Regions from separate parts of the Homo sapiens genome. Here region 1 is linked to region 2. The links are chromatin contacts, found by Hi-C in ENCODE. All regions are on one chromosome and are shown on one strand. Each heading gives the region's core, a stretch centred on a gene start or an enhancer-like site at or near the end of the contact. The rest is flanking DNA. Distances are from core to core; before and after follow the strand shown. Region 1 holds the start of LFNG (LFNG O-fucosylpeptide 3-beta-N-acetylglucosaminyltransferase). Region 2 holds the start of SDK1 (sidekick cell adhesion molecule 1).

The links. Hi-C counts contacts between places; a loop is a spot of excess contacts on that map. Pooled maps may share reads with other maps.
Region 1: a pooled map shows a loop between it and region 2 (4-fold over the local background). The contact joins the promoter of LFNG here to the promoter of SDK1 in region 2. A Hi-C loop is called at or near these places in 4 of 50 pooled maps.

Annotation. Positions count from the first base shown.
Region 1 is chr7:2,518,524-2,523,365 of GRCh38, reverse strand. It overlaps LFNG (LFNG O-fucosylpeptide 3-beta-N-acetylglucosaminyltransferase), which reads right to left and starts at 3,592. Exons shown (of 8, transcript NM_001040167.2): 1 at 3,073-3,592. The coding sequence starts at 3,504. RefSeq lists enhancers at 1-389, 1,256-1,315, 1,356-1,485 and silencers at 3,417-3,526, 3,537-4,066.
Region 2 is chr7:3,296,079-3,303,814 of GRCh38, reverse strand. It overlaps SDK1 (sidekick cell adhesion molecule 1), which reads right to left and starts at 2,563. Exons shown (of 45, transcript NM_152744.4): 1 at 1,931-2,563. The coding sequence starts at 2,228. It overlaps SDK1-AS1 (SDK1 antisense RNA 1), which reads left to right. Exons shown (of 3, transcript XR_001744897.3): 1 at 1-1,586. RefSeq lists enhancers at 1,762-2,262, 2,972-3,483, 3,484-3,996 and a silencer at 2,537-3,086.

The DNA of each region.
Region 1 (4,842 bases), core at 2,343-4,842, 780 kb after region 2:
CTAGGGTGAGGCCCAGAGCTAAGGGGGTGGCAGGCTGGGTCTCCGCCTCTCCATGCATGCACCCCTCCTGCAGCACCCATAGACACCCCAGGGCAGCCACACGCACAGACTCGCACCCAGCCCCTTGGCCTCCCCAGAATCTCAGCCCAGGAATGCCGTGGGAGGCGGAGGGCCAGCCCCTGCAGACGCTCCACTGCGCCGCTGGGTTAAAAGGAAAATGCTTTCTTAATGAGATCAAGGGAGGCCTGTTCTCCCGAGATTTGGTGGTGCCCTAAAAACCCAGCCCAAGGCTACGGAGATTAAAGTCACCTTTGTTCAGCTCAGGGAGCAGGGAGGCCTCTAGAACAGCATCTGAGAAGGCGGGGCTATGGGGTGCGGGGGTGCCGGTCGAACTGTCTCCCGACACCTGAGCCACCAGGAGGGGAGGAAAAAGGCGCTGCTGGGCTATAGGCCTCACCTGCCGCTCAGAGCCTCAGTCTCGTCTTCAGTAAAATGGGCATAACAGAGCTCCCCTGGGCAGAGAACAAAGTGCAAAGACAGATTCTCTCCCTTCCTCTCCCTGACAGCCCTCGGAGGTGGGTGCCATTACCAGCTGAGGCCCAAGTGGGGAAACTGAGGCCCAGAGAGGTGCAGGCACCAGCCTGAGGTCATACCCTGGGGCCGAGGCGGTGCTAGACCAGCCCAGTCCCTGCCTTCTAGGGACCCAGACCCCCCAGTGCCACCTAACTTTCCAGACGAAGACGGGGCTGCAGGAGGAAGAGCCGGGTGGATGAGGGTGGACGGGGGCGGGGGCCGGGGGACACCCACAGGAAGCAGCATTGTTCCTGGAGCCGCGATTCAAAGAAACACAGGATGCCAAGTTCTCCCCAGCAATTGTGGCCGCTGTGGTGGCAGCGCGGCAGCCTGGCTGCTCCTGGGAGGGGCGGGGAACCTCTGGGCCAAAGGCCAGGCTCTTCATCCTGGACTCCAGGCCCATCTCAGCGCGGCCCCTGCTGACCAACCGACCCTCCCCCCAGCCACCACTCCAGTTGCTAGAAGTTTCCTGCACAACCCCCATGCTGTGGTCATCACCATGCCCGGATGGAGTGCCCTTTCTGGGCACTTTTTTACTCTTAGTCTAGCTCAAATGGCGCCTCCTCCAGGAAGTCTTCCCTCCTCCCTCCCTTCCCCCAGCATGTGGGTCAGATGCCCACTGTTGCCTCACACAGCCTCTCGGGGTTTTCCCCCCGCACAGCCCTGACATCTTTCTATCTCCCCCATCAGACCATGTCTGAGTCATTCCGTGCAGGGCTGGGAGAGGGGGGCCCTCTTCTGTGGGTTTCCAGGACCCCTGCCCATCACCCACCACAAGGGGGTCTTTGCTTGCTGTGTGCTGGTGAACTGATGCTGAGGGCAGATTCAACCTGTCCCCTGGTGGGGTGACCCTCCAGTAGGGACCTCAGGGCTCAAGGGAGTGATGGCCCCCACCTCGACCCTGAGTGCCCGCCGGGTTCACCCCATGCCTGCAGGCTTTGCCAGTCTCTTACAACGTGCTCCTGGAAGGACCATGTTCCCCCATTTCAGAGATCAGAGTGAGGGTCTGAGAGGCCCCAGGTCTTGCTCAGGATCACACAGCCCAGCCCTCTGACCACATCCCCTCTGTTGGAGAAAGGCCCCAAATTCCAAGATGAGAGGTGCTCAGAGCTGGTGGTAGCCCAGAGTGGGGCTGAAGGATGCCCAAGATCACATAGCAGTAAGGCTTGAGTGCTGGGGGTGGGGGGGCCAGGCTCAGGGATGGTGCCCCAAAAGGACTGTCAGTAAGAGATGCTGGGGGGGCCCGCTGGTCCCCTCATCGCCAGGCAACCTGAGTGGCCAGCACGCCAGCAGCGGTTCCCACGGAGCGCGTAGCTGCACACAAGGGGCCCGACGCCTTTCTCGCTGGAGAAAGGGGCTTTGTTACCTTGCCCAAGGGGCCGGCGTGAGAGCCGCCCGGCGCTGGGAATCCTAACGGCCCGGCCGCCAAACAAAACCCACGGCCCCCGCCGCCCCCTCCCGCCAGCCCGCTGAGCCCCTGGGAATGGGACGCTGTGTTCCCAGGAGGCTGCCATGGGGTTCCCAGGGCCCCTTCCCCACGCCAGGACCAGGGAGGACCCTGCCCCTCCCCGTCGCCCTCATGACCTCACCAAGCCCTGCTCCCACCCACCCACAGTGCCCCAAAACAGGACAGCGCCAGGTCAGAAGGCCCTGGGTCTCCGGGGTTTGAGCAGGGAGGAAGGCGTGCAGGGTCTTCCCTGAGCCCCCACCCTCACAGCAAATGCCTCTGCATCTCCCAGCCCAGAGACACCCCCCCAGTCCCCGACTGCAAGCCCCACACACTGTCCCCATCCCGCCCCAGCCCAACCGTCCTGCTGTGGCCTCGAGGGAAATGTTCAAAGTGGGGTGTGTCTTAATTATGTGTGTGTAAGAAGCTGATGCCCAACTGAAGTGGGCTGTGCCCAAGGTTGCAGGCCTCAGAGACTACTGCACTGTGCGGGGAGGGTCCCCACACAGACCCCAAAACCTGGAGTTCTTTGAGATGTACTCCCCAGGACCCACCAACCAGCAATGACTTCCCTCCCTCCCCGTACCTTAACACTGTGATGAGGAAAGGGCCCAGAGGTCAGAACCCCTCACTTCTCTAAAGGAAGAGCCTTTCTCCCCAGGAAGGGGTCTGAGCTGAGGGTGGGTCCGAACAGAATTTGCTTGTGGAAGTTTGAGGACATAATGCCCTATGAATGCGCTCCAATGTTTACGGGGTGAGAAGTATCACAGGGCACCAACCCCAAGCACTGGAGACTGGTGTAGGGTCCTGCAGCCATCCAGGACTCTGGAGCTGGACAGGAGGCGGGGCCCCGGGGACAGTAACACAACTGTAACGGGAGAGTGGCCCCAGCAGGCAAACTGGGTGCACCGGGGTGCACTGGCGTCGCCCACAGATGGCCCTAGTGGCTGGATGGGGATGCAGCCTGACTCCCATGGGACACTGCCACCAGCTGGACCAGATGGTGGGTCCCCGCCCCGCTCGCCCGCCAGTCCAGGCCGCGGGGGGCTCACCATCTCCTTGTGGCGCGAGATCCAGGTCTCCAGCAGCAGGTCGAGGCGCGCGCGGTGGAACTTTTTGGTGGTCTTGACAGCGATGAAGACGTCTCGGGGCGCGAGCGGCTCGGCCAGGGGGCGCGGGTGGCCGTCGGCGGGGCGGGGGGCAGCCCCGGGCGGCGGGCCCGCATCTCTGCGCGCGCGGGTGAGCAGGCTGAAGTACTCGGACAGACTGTGCACGTCGCGGACCAGCGCCCCGGGCGCCGCCGCCGCCGCCCCCAGCCCGGGCGCCGGGGCAGCCCCCGCGGGGCCCGCCAGGCTGCGCAGCGCGCGCCGGCCGCGCTCGGCGGGCAGTGGAGGCGGCGGCGGGTCGGCGGTGAGCACCAGCAGGCAGGCGAGCAGCGCGCCCGCCAGCGCCAGCAGCAGGCGCCGGCCGCAGCGCTTGAGCATGGTGGGGTGGCGGCCGCGCGGCGCGCCCTTCCCCGTGCGCCTGCCTTGCACCGACCCGAAGCCCGTCGCTCCGGCGGCGCAGTCCAGCAGCGCAGCACCAGTGTCCCGCGCTCTTAAACCTCCCCGCCCCGGTCCCGCCCCCGTGCGCTCATTGGCTCCCGGGCTCGGGGGCGGGGCCTCGCGCCGGTCGCCGCTCCACGCCCGCAGACCCACGTGGGGCCGCGGCTGGGGGCTGGGAACTGCCCAGAGGGCGCAGCGGCCCCGCCCCCGGCGCGCACGTGCACGCCCCGCACCCCCCCCGCCCCGGGTAGCCCCTGCGGGCCGCCGAGGGGCTTGGGGACGGGCCCGGCCCGCGCCGGTGTCCCTGAAGAGGAAACCCAGCCTGGCCAGCGCCGTCCGGGGATGCACCGGGCGTCCCGGCACGGGAGGGGCGCGCCCTCGGCGCAGCGGGCAGGGTGCTGAGACCCGGGCTCTGGGCTCCGACGCACCGCGGGGGACATCCTACTTCCTCGCTGTGCGCTTCCCCTCCTGAGCACGGCTTCCTCCCCTTGGGACGCGGCAGGCCTTGCAAACTGGGGTGGCGCCTGGGTCTTCCCGAGCGCTCGGTTCAGGGGAGCCGTTATTTGTACAGAGCAAGAGCTTGGCCACCTGTGCCGCAGGTGGGGACACGAGGTTCTAACGAGAAAGCACCAGAACCAAATTCCACTCCTTCCTCCCTGGCTGATTTCCTCGATCCTGGCCCTCCGTCGGGAGGGTTGGCTCCCCGAAATCCTCAGGCGCCCCATGGCGAGGAGAAACGAAGGCCGCCACTTCCCTCGCCGGATGAAAGGCCGCCTTCTGTCCCATTTGGTCTCCTTGCGCTCGGGCCAGATGCGGCCCAGCTGTGCGCCCTCCCCACCCCGCCTCCCCGGCACACGGCCCCCATCCCCGGCCCTTCCCACGGGCCCGGGCCCGCCCCTCGCACGAGCGGGGGCGGCAGGAATGCGCGCCGGCAGCCGAGGGTGAGGGGCGAGGGGCCCGGAAGTGGCCAAGGGTCGCCTGAGCAGGGTGTGAGCCCCCTGCCCGCCACGTCCTCCGGAAGCGTGGACGGAGGCGGCTCTGCCCGTGGCTGCGCTGTCTTCCCGTGCCCTCCTAAGCAGGGTCTCTGCGACCACCACGACCACCACCGCCACCACCGTGGCTAAACTGCCCCCCTCGGAGTTATGTTCACGCCTGAGATGGCATTTTAAATTCTTTAAGTGCCCTTGGAGCCCCTCTCCTTACCTCTACCTGAATGTCAGCCGCAAGACAGCAGCGACCTGGTGTCATTCAGACCTGGAACAGGTTTTGGGACATAGT
Region 2 (7,736 bases), core at 1,314-3,813:
GAGCTTTTGTCAAATGGTGACATCTCCTCTGTAATATGAATTTTCAATACGATATAAAAAAAGATGGATATATTACACATTTCACAGAGCAAAGAGAACAGAAACCCGTCAATGAACTTAAAATTTGTGACAACCTATCTGAAATTTTACACTAAAAGATCTGTACACTTTCATAAGCCATATAAATGTAAAACAGGTACCAATGTTTTTACTGCCAAAAAGGAATAAAATATTCCTAACAAAGTTCGGTTGTTGCCTTAATATATTTTTAAAATGTATTTTCATTAACATTTCAGTTGTTAAAATGCAATGCTTTACACAACCTTCAAAGTGCAACTGATAAAAACTTGAAATCTATGTAATATACTTCAAAACAAAGCCACTGGCAGATTTTTTCCCCACCATTTCAGTCTGTGCACCAATCTTCAAATGTATGAACGTACAGGTCTTAGTGCAAAATGCAAGTCACTGTTTAAAAAAAGAAAACTTAATAAACACATTATTTTAAAGGTCATCCTAAGTGATTTAGATTTCTTCACTTGAACCTGGTTGCTCTAACAATCTACAGATCCCACTGTACAAAATGACTTAATAAATGCTTTTCTTCCAGAGTAAGTCATTAAGCAAAAAGCACAAATAAGTGAAATGAAAATTTTCCAAGTAATGGAGGAGTTAAATTAACCAGAAATATGGCAATTTGTTTTCATGTAGTAAAACATAAGAGGGAGCATTTATGAAAGCTGGAGGGGGGTGGAGGGGCACAATTTAGATAACGTTACATAAGCATCAATAAAAAAAAGTATGAGTTCGTTGTTAAGCTATTGGATGATAGTTTTGAGCTCAGACCTTTAAAATGTTACAACATTTAAGTCATGTTACTACACATAAATCATCTTCACAGGACACAGAACACAGCTAATTTAAGTTTAATGCTCTCATCTTCGCCAATCTCAGAATATCGAGTTCCTTACCATGATTGTTCGTTAGCTGTATCTTGGAATACAACTAAGTTAATTTTCCTAAAACTACCATCAGCAAAACCAGTTCACTAATGTGTTTTAAAGACGTTACCAAAGGACGTATTAAAATAGTTATTTCTGGGTTGAGGGGGGTGTTTTGGTTTAAAGACCAGCAAACTTCAAAAGAAAACGATGCTAGCTGGCAGGGGTACGTTACGGGTTTTGTCGGGGGCGGGGAGGGGGTGGAGGGAAGCCCAGATTTGGGAAGGAAAGCTCGTTTCACAAGAGATCCCATCTCTCGTTTCAAAAGGTCATTTCCATTCAGCAGATCCTCTTTCCCTATTTCAGAGCTCACCACTGTATTCTAAACAGAAGCCAATAGAGGGAGAAAAACAAAGCCAAGTGCAAAAGCTGTGGGCACTGAAAGTTTTGCTCCACCGGCCGCGCAGCACCCACTTGGGGTCGGGCTTTGGGACTTGGGGGAGTCAGGAGCAGGCGGGGGCTGGGGAGAGGACGAGGCCCTGGGGAGGGGCTGGAAAAGGCTTTTCACAGCGACTGGCACTTGATATTTCCAAGTCTTCTGGATGTCACTCACCGGAAACCAGACCCTGCGGTGCGAAGACTCAGGTACAGACCAGCCCCTTTTTCATCCATGCAATGGGAAGGGGACTCGGGCATCCTTTTAAGGAGCTGAGAAATGGGTCCTCAACTTAAAAATTTTTGTTTGTGCTACTGCGGTATAAAAAAAATAAAACGCAAAGTAGCAGACGGGGTGCAGGCTCTACGGGGCTCCGTTTCCCTCTCCTCCGAGTCTGGCGTGGAGGAGCCCCTGGGCTCCCTAGAGCCCCCAGCAAGGCGCATCCCGACCCGGGCCGGGAAGCGGGGGGACCCCGGACACACTCTCGCTGCTCAAGTTCGCGCCTCCGCGCCCCGAGGCGACGCCCCCGGCCCGCGACCCCGCGCGCACCTACCTTGCGCCAGCGCCCGGAGCAAGTGCAGCTGCAGCGCCAGCAGCGCCCACCAGCCGCGGCGGCCCGGCCCCAACTTTGCCGCCCGCCGCCCGCCGCACCGCCCCGCGCCCGCCGTGTCCCCGCCGGAGGTCTCGGGCGCCGCCCGGGGTCGCGAGGGCTCCGGGCCGGGGCGCGGCGCCAGCGAGGGGCGGGCGCGGCCGGGCGGGGATCCCCGCGGCCGCCCGGGGCCCGCGCGCTCAGGGGGCTCCGCGCCGCCGCCGCCGCCACCGGCCGCCGAGGGCCGGGCGCCCCGGGCCATGCCGAGCAGCCGCCACCCCGAGCGCCGCGCCGGACGGACGGGCGGGCAGGACAGGCGGGACGGCTCCGAGCGGGCGCGGCCACTCCGCGGGAGGCGCGGCGCCCCCCGGCCCGAGGTGAGCGGCCGCCCAGCGCTGAGGGGCGGCGTCCTGGGTCCCCGCGTGAGGGGCGCGGCGCGGGCCGGGGACGAGCCGGGCGAGAAGAAGTTGTCAACGGGGGAAATTCGCGTCCGGCGCTCACGCAGTCCCGAGCCCGCCGCGCTAGCTCCGAGGGGTCCGCCGGGCGCGGAGGAGCCGCCGCCGCCGCCGCCCCCGCCCGGCGCTGAGAAGAAAGTGCGCCCGCCCGCACGTCGCGGTCGCGCTCGCCCTCAGCTGCCGCGGCCGCCGCTCCCCATTCACAGCCCGGCCGCACGCGCCGCCCGCGCCCGCCGCCCGCCGCCCGCCGTTGATTGGCCGAGGGAGGCGGCGCCCGCTCCCAGGGCCCGCCCCCCAGGCCCTCGCTTGTTTTCAAAGTCGCGGCGCCCGCCCGCCTGCAATTTTGTGCCGGCCGCGGCGCCTGGCTCGGGCGGCTTCCCGCGCCGGCTGCGCCCCCTAGGGACCCGTAGTGGGGACTGCAGGCGGCGTCGATTCGGCACGCGCTCCCGTGGCGGGCTCGCGGGCGGGGGTGGTGCATCCTCGCCCGGCCCCGCAGCGGTGCGGGCGCCCGAGTGGGAAGGGCTCAGGTGCAGCAGGACGCGCAGATCGTGCGGCAGCCCAGGGCCGAGGGCGGAATAGGGCGCGCCCCGAGAGGCGCCCGGCTACCACCAGCTAGCTCAGTGCTTGGGGGTGACGCGCCAAGTTACCGTAATTGCAAACACGCGCAATCGGGTTTTTAATTTCTAGCAACCAAAGGCACCACTGGGTGCAAACTCGCCTCCTGTTCAGAGGAGTGGATATGGCATTGTAGAAGCGTCCAAGGTCACTTTTGGCCGGCGCTGGAGGAGGGCGGGGTAGGGAGGGACACATTGCAGGTTTCCCACCGTGGAGTGGGCGAGTCTTGGGGCAGGGTCGGCCAGTGGGAGGGTCTCCCAGGGCGGGACCCGGGAGCCTGTGGGGCTGGGGGTGGGGACGGGCGCCGACGCTCAGCATGTGGTAAGCATTAGCAGAGTTTATGGGGTGAACTAAGCGCACTGGAGGCTGAAAGGCCAGCATTTTTGTGGGAGGAGAGCTGGAGGTGACACGCACTGCCTCTGGAGTTGGCCCGGGAGGAGCCTGGGGACGTGTGATGATGGTCGCATGAGATCATGTAAGAGATGAACGCAGAGGGGCTGGGTGTGAGCCCAGCACGGGGCTGACTCCCCAGGAATCACCTGATGCAGTAGGTTTATTGTCCCAGCCAAGAAAGACCCCGGGCGAGTGGAGAGCAGGTCACAGGGCTGGGGTCTGGGATAGGAGCCAGCTCCTGCTCACAGAGCGCCTATGGTATTTGTCAAATAACTGATTGGTGGCTCAATATTAGCCTCTGTACACGTCCCCTAAGACTTAACAATGACCACGTGAACAAAACAGGGAAACTGAGGTCCAAGTACAGCCGCCGAACAGGAGGTGGTTTCAGAAAGAGGCCTCCCATCTGCCCCCTTTCCACACCATGCTAGGAGGGGCAAAAAAGTTAAAGGAGCCACGGAGTGCCCTGTTCTGAGGATATAGTGAGGGCGCATAGATGGGACGAGCCGGAAGAGGACAGCTCCCCAAGGACATGGGGATGAGACTGGAGGCAGAGAGGCATGTCTGTTTTTATCTTCTGTTGGTAGCAAGGCTGGGTTTCTTCAAACTTGCAAGATTATAATGAGAACCTGCTGGGCGGGGGGAAGCAATACCTCCTGTGCAGTGAGCACTCACTGTAGGCCAGCCCAGGGCAGCAGCAGCAGCAGCTTCACTACCTGCTGTGTGAGAGGTGCTGGCCCTGGTACAGATGGAGAAACTGAGGCATAAAGAAGTGGGCCGGGCGCGGTAGCTCACACCTGTAATCCCAGCACTTTGGGAGGCCGAGGCGGGCGGATCACTTGAGGTCAGTTCAAGACCAGCCTGGCCAACATGGTGAAACCTCGTCTGCAGTTAAAAAAAAAAAAAAGAAAAGAAAAAAGAAAGAAGAAAATGAAGAAGAAAGACAGAAGAAGAAGATGATTAGCCAGGCGTAGTGGCGTGCGCTTGTAGTCCAAGCTACTCGGGAGGCTGAGGCAGGAGAATTGCTTGAACCTGGGAGGTGGAGGTTGCAGTGAGCCGATACCTTGCTACTGCACTCCAGCCTGGGCGACTGAGTGAGACTCTGTCTCAATAAATAAATAAATAAATAAATAAATAAATAAATAAATAAATAAATAAAGGAAGTGAAGTGTTTTGCCCAAGGTCGGGAGCTCACCTCCCTTCCTCTTCACCCCAACCACCTCTGCTTTGCTGGGAGATAGAGGCTGGTGATCCAAGAGTGGAGTCATGGGGCTTTGAGGTCTCACTCAGCTCCGCCCTTTGTAGTTGTGAAATTTGGGCAAATCGCTGACTCCAAGTTCCTGTAAAAAGTTAGGAATAATTCCCATCTCCAGGGTAGTAGACAGAGTGAGATAATTCACACTCAGTAAATGCTGGTTTTCCTTTCCCTCTACTAACGTGGCAATCCTTGTCCCAAACTACCCTTGCTCTCCCCGCCATTTGAGTTTGCTGCACATTTAACCTTTTCCTCTCCAGTATCGATCTATATCCACCACTTTCACGTAGAAACCTGTGCCCATATACCGCTCCAGTCCACATAGGCACGAACATAACTCAAGCAACTTCTTGACTTTAGGACACGTCAAAATTACCCAGAGCCTCTTTTGCCATGACTTATTTTGCAGGTAGCAGAAAGCTTTGTGGAAACTTGCTTGGAAATTGGAAAGCCAAGTTAGTATACACCAGGTTATAAGAGATCAGTGACCAGGCCAAGTGCAGTGGCTCACGCCTTTAATCCCAGCACTTTGGGAGGCCAAGGTGGGTGGATCACTTGAGGTCAGGAGTATGAGACCAGCCTGGCCAACATGATGAAACCCCATCTATAGTTAAAAAATAAATAAATAAATAAATAAATAATTAATTAGCTGGGCGTGGTGACGGGCGCCTGTAATCCCAGCTACTAAGGAGGCTGAGGCAGGAGAATCGCTTGAATCCAGGAGGTAGAGGTTGCAGTGAGCCGAGATCGTGCCACTGCACTCCAGCCTGGGTGACCCAGTGAGTCTCTGTCTCAAAAAAAAAAAAAAAAAAAAAAAAAAAAAAGACAGATCAGTGACCTCACTGTTACTACAGAAGGTCTGGAAACCTCTCCAAGAAATTTTTTTTTCTTCCTATCCCAATATCAGCCTTGAGAAATAAGGTTCTACTCTAATCTCCATTCTACAGTTGGAGAAGCCAAGCCTAGAAAGTTTAATACATGCGAAGCAACCGTGCTAAAGCCAGAACAAGCATCCAGCTCTCCTGAGTCCTGTTCTGAGACTTGTTTTTCCTCGCCCCGACCATGTTGCTTTTCACAGGACCTATTAGGTTACCATTTTGGGGCCTGTGTTTAGACTACAGCTATTCTTTCTCAAACAATAATACAGAGAAACCCCTTTATAATGCTGGGGAGGGGAGACAGCCAGGAGGGGGCTGGAATATTTCTGCCCTTAAGGCCAGTGAATCTCTCAACTTCATTTTGCCCAGCCCTACAAGAGGGCCTCAAGAAGTGAGCATTTTATACCTGCATACTTGCCATTAAAAATTGTAACCATATACGCTAAAGGCCATGAGGTGGAGGGATGTTACTCCATGAAAACTGATTATTATTATTTCCCCTTCTTCTTCTTCTCCTCCTCCTCCTTCTTCCTCTTCCTCCTCCTCCTCTTCTTCCACTTATTCGTCTTCTTCCTCTTCCTCTTCTTCTTCCTCTTCCTCTTCCTCCTCCTCTTCTTCCACTTATTCATCTTCTTCCTCTTCCTCTTCTTCTTCCTCTTCCTCCTCCTCTTCCACTTATTTGTCTTCTTCCTCTTCCTCTTCCTGTTCCTCTCCTTCTCCTTCTTCTTCTCCTTCCCCCAATGAGCCCTGGCCATCTCCTACTTTCCAGAATAAGAAGTTAGAATTTTCCCTGCTTAATTAAAAAGAGAGAAGGAAGAGTTTTCAAAACAGATGATAATTTTCACGTCGTTAGGATGATCCATGAAACCAGCAGTGCTTTCCCTTGTTGTGATTTAAAGCCTGCTGCTCCAGGTATGGCCCGTGGGCCATCTACCTCACCTGGGAGCTTGTTAGACATGCAAAATCTCAAGCCCAGTCCCGGACCTGCTGACTCATACTCTGCATTTTCAAAGATCTCCAAGTGATTCCTGTGTAAATGAAAGTTCGAAAATCACTCATCAATCCCGTTGAGTCTGAGGAATATAATAGAGCCCTCATTCCTCTTTTGCTTCATTCTGTCCTTTCTCCTCCTTTTTCTTATGGGCCATCACATAAAAGAGAACCTTTTTTAAATGATAGAAATATTTTTATTTTAAAAGGACAATTTGCAACTTTCTAGAACATCAGTAGCTTGAACTGTATACCAATTCAAAACCAAAAGCATCTGTATGGCACTGTGAAAAAAAACTAACAAACTGGAGAAAATGTTACTATCTATGTTAGTCAATAAGACTTACAGCTTTTATGAGTCAATAAGAAAAATAGATGAACAAGCCCTATAGAAAAATGAGCAGAGGCTGGGTGTGATGGCTCAGGCCTGTAGTCCCAGCACTTTGGGAGGCCAAGGAGGGAGGATCACTTGAGCCTAGGAGTTTGAGACCAGTCTGGGCAACATAGTGAGACCCTCATCTCTCAAAAAAATATATAAATAAATAAATTATCATGTGTGTGTAGTCCCAGGTACCCTCGAGGCTAAGGTGGGAAGATCACTGGAGCCTGGGAGGTTGCAGTGAGCCATGATTGTGCCACTGCACTCCAGCCAGGCCACAGAGCGAGACTCCATCTCAAAAAACAAAAGACCAAAGAATAGTAACAGGCAGAGAGATATAAAGAGAAAATAAATGAAGAGATGCACCAAGAAATTGATTTTTTTTTTTTCTGAGACAGAGTCTCACCTGTCACCCAGGCTGGAGGGCAGTGGTGTGATCTCGGCTCACTGCAACCTCCTCTGCCTCCCAGGTTCAAGCGATTCACCTGCCTCAGCCTCCTAAGTAGCTGGGATTACAGGCTCATGCCACCATGCCCGGCTAATTTTTGTATTTTTAGCAGAGACGGGGTTTTGCCATGTTGGCCAGGCTGGTCTTGAATCCTGACCTTAAGTGATCCACCTGCCTCAGCCTCCCAAAGTGCTGGGATTACAGGCGTGAGCCACCGCGCCCAGCCAGAAATTGATCTTAACAGTGAAAAATTAAAGCAACGAGGCTTGTAAAAAATGTTTAAGGACTGACTGATAATGGCAAATGTGTGGTAAGACTATGAGGAAATGAGCATTCATTTATTCTTAGTGTAAGTAC